Linked DNA regions of Homo sapiens: region 1 is linked to region 2. A link is an interaction called in ENCODE POLR2A ChIA-PET data of the cell type or tissue named here. Cell type or tissue: HepG2. All regions are shown on one strand. Each heading gives the region's core, and the rest is flanking DNA. Links, peaks and the distances in the headings are about the cores only.

Region 1 (2,926 bases), core at 272-2,771, 76 kb before region 2:
GCAGAGATTCGGCTTACCTGTGCTGTGTTTTGCTGAGGGACGTGGCACACAGTTGAAGAAACACCAAGCCAAACAGTAGCCAACATCATCCTAATTCATTGTGGCACTGATTTCTGGGACAGCTGTAACCCACACTTCAACCAGGGATCCATTTAAAAACAGCATAGATTCAGATTTTTTTTTCAGTGTTGTACAGCCCAAATAATTTTTCCTTTTAAATTTTGTCTTTAATTAAGCTGGTCCTGCATGCACAAACCCTTTAGTTAGCTGCAAATAGACTGCTTAGTTTACAGGTTGTCTCCTAGGCAACCATCCACTGTGCATTTAGCTTAGAGAATTGAAAGCAGGACAGTCTCATCCAGGAAGGAAAACAAGTTTTGTATGCTCTTCCAAGTTGTTGCTTAAGTGCTTTAAAACTACCAAACCCCTATGTACTTCCATGGTTGGCACAATTACTGTGATCACCTGATGCACTGAGACTTTCTCTAAGAGATCCATGCCTTTGTAATCCCCACAAGGTGCCAGAAGGGCCCCTTTCAAAGCTGCATATAGGTCACAGAGTGAGAATCCAATCGATTACCACCAAACTGATTGCATTCTTAGACTCAGCCTTGAGAAAGCGCTAGCAGACAGAAATCCTTACATTACAACATACTTCTTCTCTAGATATGCTTGTGATATTCTGAAGCAAAAGCTTCAGTAAACAGACTGCATTTTTGTCTGAGTCCAGTGGTAATAAACCCAACTGCAAAAGACTTCAAATCATGGACTATGAAAACATAATCATGAGGAAGTGGACACAGGGCACTCCATAAGGTCACCCGGCATTTGTGTGCTGCTAAATTCTTTTCTGCCACTTACCAAAGGATGCAGGGGTTTCTCTTCTAAGGTAGGGCGTAACATTATATATTCTCAACTGAATGGGGTACGATATTCTATCGCAATAACAACAGCTGACATTTATTGACTAGTTCCTACGTTAGTCCATAAAGGACATGATTAATGTCATTTAACCCTCATAACAACTCTATGGAGTTGAAACAATAAACAGCATCATTGCCACGTTACAGAAGATGACACTGAGGCTTAGAACTTTTGAGCTAATGAATGGTGGAGCTAGGGATTGAACCTAAGCGGCCTGGCCACAATGTTGCAATACTACCTTTACCATGCGCAAGCACGTACACACACACACACACACACACACTCTCTCTCTCTCTCTCTCTCTCTCTCTCCTTTAGTGGATGAAGACTTCAGGGTAAAAACCATTCAGAGATTGTTAGATCTACGTAAACTCCCTCATTACCAATTCAACTTCAAGCTGCTTGACACCAATTTAAGCACACACAGGCTATTACTCTGTTTTGCTTCCTATGCTCTACTTTGCTTCTACTCCCATCAAGGTGAGTACTCTCTCAGCCTAACAGAGGAAGGTGCAAGTACCGTAGTTTCTGACTTTTAGGATTTCTGCCAGGTTATCCTAGGGTTCCAGCTTGTCTGCAATCCATGAATCTTTAAATTGGCTTCTCAAAAAGTAATCCTGGCCAGATGTGGTGGCTCACACCTGTAATCCTAGCACTCTGGGAGGTTGAGGTGGGTGGATCACCTTAGGTCAGGAGTTCCAGACCAGCCTGGCCAACATGGTGAAACCCCATCTCTACCAAAAATAAAAAAATTAGGCCAGGCGTGGTGGCTCACACCTGTAATCCCAGCACTTTGGGAGGCTGAGGTGGGTGGATCACGAGGTCAGGAGTTCGAGACCATCTTGGCTAACACGGTGAAACCCCGTCTCTACTGAAAATACAAAAAAAATAACCGGGTGTGGTGGCAGGCGCCTGTAGTCCCAGCTACTCGGGAGGCTGAGTCAGGATAATGGCGTGAACCTGGGAGGCGGAGCTTGCAGTGAGCCGAGATCGCACCACTGCACTCCAGCCTGGGCGACTGAGCAAGACTCCATCTCAAAAAAAAAAATTAGCCGGGTGTGGTGGCTAGTGCCTGTAATCCCAGCTACTCGGGAGGCTGAGGCAGAATTGCTTTGAACCCAGGAGGCGGAGGTTACAGTGAGTCGGGATTGTGCCACTGCACTCCAGCCTGGGTGACAGAGTGAGCAAGACTCCGTTCCCACCCCCCCCAAAAAATGTAATCTTCTGGCTATGCGCAGTGGCTCACGCCTGTAATCCCAGCACTTTGGGAGGCCAAGGTAGGAGGATTGCTTGAGCTTAGTTGTTTGAGACCAGCCTGAGCAACATAGTGAGACCATGTCTCTGCAAAAAATAGAAAAAATTGCTGGACGTGGTGGTGGGCACCTGTAGTTTCAGCTACTCAGGAGTCTGAGGCAGGAGGATTGGTTGAGTCCAAGAGTTTGAGGCTGCAGTGAGCTATGATCATGCCACTTCACTCCAGCCTGGGAAACAGAAAGACATCCTGTCTTTAAACAAAAAAGGAATCCTCCTTTTGTCTCTCATTTTGAGATAGAGTCATTCAAACCATTCTCTTTTTCAAGAAACTCAATGTTTAGAAATAGTGGAGGGATAGGCATACAAAACAAGGACAATATCAGGCTGCCCTAGGGCTGTGTCAAAAGCTCTAAGGAAGCATGGAAGGGGAGTGTCTGACTTCCTGGGTTGAGGGTGGGGGATGTATGTTTGCCTAGGGCTGCTTGAACAAAATGCCACAGACTGGAAGGCTTAAACAACAAAAATTTATTTGCTCACAGGGCTGGGCGCCGTGGTTCACACCTGTAATCCCAGCACTCTGGGAGGCCGAGGAGGGTTGATCACCTGAGGTCAGGAGTTTGAGACCAGTCTGGCCAATAAGGTGAAATGCTGTCTCTACTAAAAATACAAAAATTAGCTGGATGTGGTGGCACATGCCTGTAATCCCAGCTACTCAGAAGGCTGAGGCTGGAAAATTGCTTGAATCTGGC
Region 2 (2,926 bases), core at 274-2,773:
ATGGGAAGTTTTGTTAACTCAGTAGGCTTTAATTTCAGGAAATCCTAGTATAGTGTGAATAATTAAATATCACAATTTGTATTATTTCAAAGAGAAAAAAATCCTTTTGATGCCTTTTAGAAATGCTTATTACTTCCTCAGGAGAGATAGAACTAAGGGAATGATTTACCCTCTAAGTTCTCTTCCAGTCTAGTATGCCATTCGTAATGGAAAGGAGGTTCTTTTCTGATCTTTATATATTTCCATTTACTATCAACCAAAATATAATGTTATTAATGACGACAAATATACTAATTTCCTATTCAGAAATTACTGATAGCAAAACTGATTAATGTAGTTGGTGATTTTTAAATACTTGGATACTCTTTTTGGGTTATACTAATTACATTCTTTAAAAATGCAAAAAAATGTACAGAAATAATATTCTCTTGAGTAATATTTAAGGAATATTTCAGAAGGGCAAAATTTAGAATACCTGGCCTGAATGAAATACTGGATAAATAGGAAATAAGTGTGCCCTTTTACTGTAACATTCTCTGGGGAAGTCAAATATTGTTAGACTACATATGCTGTAAGTTGGTCTAACTTGCTAACTTGCTACATGTGTTCTCTTGCAGACACTTTTAAAGCTATGATATTCCAAAGGGCTTAACTAGATTAGACTCTTCTTTATTTTTTCCCAAATGATGGAAAAATATTTCTTTTGTTTAGACATAGATGCCCTTGTAGGAGGAGAAGTTGGAGGCTTGGAGTTTGGCAAGTTACCATTTGGTGCCTGCGAAGATCCTATTAGGTGAGAATTTCAACCTGTCATTTGAATTGTGGGAATATTTTACTTTGAATTTATATTGATATTGATTTCACTGTGCTTTATGATGCTATAGCTTGCTGGGATGAATGTAGTACTGGAAATAAAGAAAGACGTACACCTGGGCTGGGCACAGGCTCATGCCTGTAATCCTAGCGCTCTGGGAGGCTGCGGTGGGCAGCCCCTGAGGTCAGGAGTTCGAGAACAGCCTGACCAACGTGGCGAAACCCCATCTCTACTAAAGAATGTCAAAATTAACTGGGTGTGGTTGCGCACACCTGTAATCCCAGCTACTCAAGAGGTTAAGGCACAAGAATCACTTGAACCCGGCAGGCAGAGGTTGCAGTGAGCTAAGATCACGCCATTGCACTCCAACCTGGGCAACAGAGCAAGACTCCGTCTCAAAAAAAGAAAGAAAGACCTACACTTGCTTTATTTATTTTATAATTTTACATGAAAACTTTCTGAGATTTGATATTCATCTATAACTCAGCAAACTGTGTCCTTTGCCAAATCTGGCCATTAGCCTATTTTTGTATGGCCAGTGAAGTCAGGATGGTGTTTACATTTTTAAAGGTTATGAAAGAAAAAAAATAAAATAGAGACTGTGCATGGTTCACAAAACCTAAAATATTTACTCTCTGGCTCTTTATAGAAAATGTTTGCCAACTCCTGATTTATAACATTTTTCAAACTTGAGATATAATTTACCTGCCATAAAATTCACTATTTAAAAGTGTACAATTCAATGGTATTTTAATATTTACAGAGCTGTGCAACCATCATAATCATCTAATTCCAGAACATTTTCATAACCTTAAAAAGAAATTCTTCACCTCTTAGCCATCATTTCCCCTTAGTCTTCTCAGCCCTCCGGCTCTAGGCAAACACTGATATACTTTCTGTCTCTTTGGATTTACCTATTCTGGACATTTCTTATAAATGGAATCATATAACATGTGGCTTTCTTTGTGTCTGACTTATTTTAATTAGCATGTTTTCAAGGTTTGTCCATGTTGTAGCATGAATCAGTACAGTAGTACCCCCTTATCCACAGCTGGTATGTTGCAAGATCCCCAGTGGATGACTGAAAACATGGATAGTACCACACACTAAATATTTTTCCTGTGCATACAGATAAGTAGTAAAATTTAATTTATAAATTTGGCACAGTAAGATTTCCAGGTGATGTAATACAAAATAAATAAATAAATGTAAATGAGGCATAGTAAGAGATTGACAATAATAACTAATAATAACATAGAACAGCTATAACAATATACCTTAATGAAAGTTATGTGAATGTGATCTGTCTCTCTCAATATATCTCATTGTACTATGCACACTCTTCTTGTGATCACTCTGATCACCAAGACAGTTACTAAGTGACTAACAGGGCAGGTAGCATAGACAGTGTAGGTACACTAGACAAAGGGATGATTCACCTAATGGGGTGGGATGGCACAAGATTTCATCATGCTACTCAGAACAACATGCAACTTTAAATTTATGGATTTTTTTTCTGGAATTTTTCACTTAATATTTTCAGACTGCAGTTGATTTAGGGTAACTGAAGCTGCAGAAAGTGAAGCTGTGGATAAGGAGGAACTAATGTACTTCTGTGCTTTTTATGGCTGTAAATATACCATTGTATGGATATGCCACATTTTGTTTATCCATTCATTAGTTGGTGGGTTATTTATGCTTTTTGGCTATTATGTATAATGAGATGAATGTTTGCAAAACATTAACTTCATAAGGATGTGCTACCATTTGCTAAATAAGTTGTTTCCAGTATGTTGTATTATAAATAATGCCACTGTAACATACTTTTATTTCCTTGGTATAGTTTTCTAGAAGTATTAAATATAATTGCTGAGTCAGTATTAAAGCTTTTGGGTATATTTTATGTTTTTTAGTGAACTCCATTTAGCTACTACATGGCCTCATCTGACCGAAGGGATCATTGTGGATAATGATGTTTATTCGTAAGTATGTTAAGAGTAGTAGTACACTGAGATTAAAAAACTTCAGTAGAATAACTCTCAAATTGCTAGTAATTTTTATATGCATTTTTTATTATTTTGTTTTGATTTTAGTGTTCCCTTTTGTGTTTTA

The links. Peaks named below come from ENCODE experiments on the same cell type or tissue, not always from the same donor. Only the 100,000 strongest peaks of a DNase experiment are listed, where the experiment ranks them.
Region 1: POLR2A ChIA-PET joins it to region 2 with 11 read pairs; 7 of 35 experiments call an interaction of 5 or more read pairs at or near these places.

The regions. Positions count from the first base shown.
Region 1 is chr2:135,047,168-135,050,093 of GRCh38, forward strand. MAP3K19 (mitogen-activated protein kinase kinase kinase 19) reads right to left here and starts at 280. Exons shown (of 13, transcript NM_025052.5): 1 at 18-280. In HepG2, for the core only: no CTCF peak of the experiment used is centred there; no DNase peak of the experiment used is centred there.
Region 2 is chr2:135,123,454-135,126,379 of GRCh38, forward strand. RAB3GAP1 (RAB3 GTPase activating protein catalytic subunit 1) reads left to right here. Exons shown (of 24, transcript NM_012233.3): 9 at 712-793; 10 at 2,728-2,796. Among named protein-coding and RNA genes, the nearest start is that of SNORA40B, 12 kb to the right of the region's middle. In HepG2, for the core only: no CTCF peak of the experiment used is centred there; no DNase peak of the experiment used is centred there.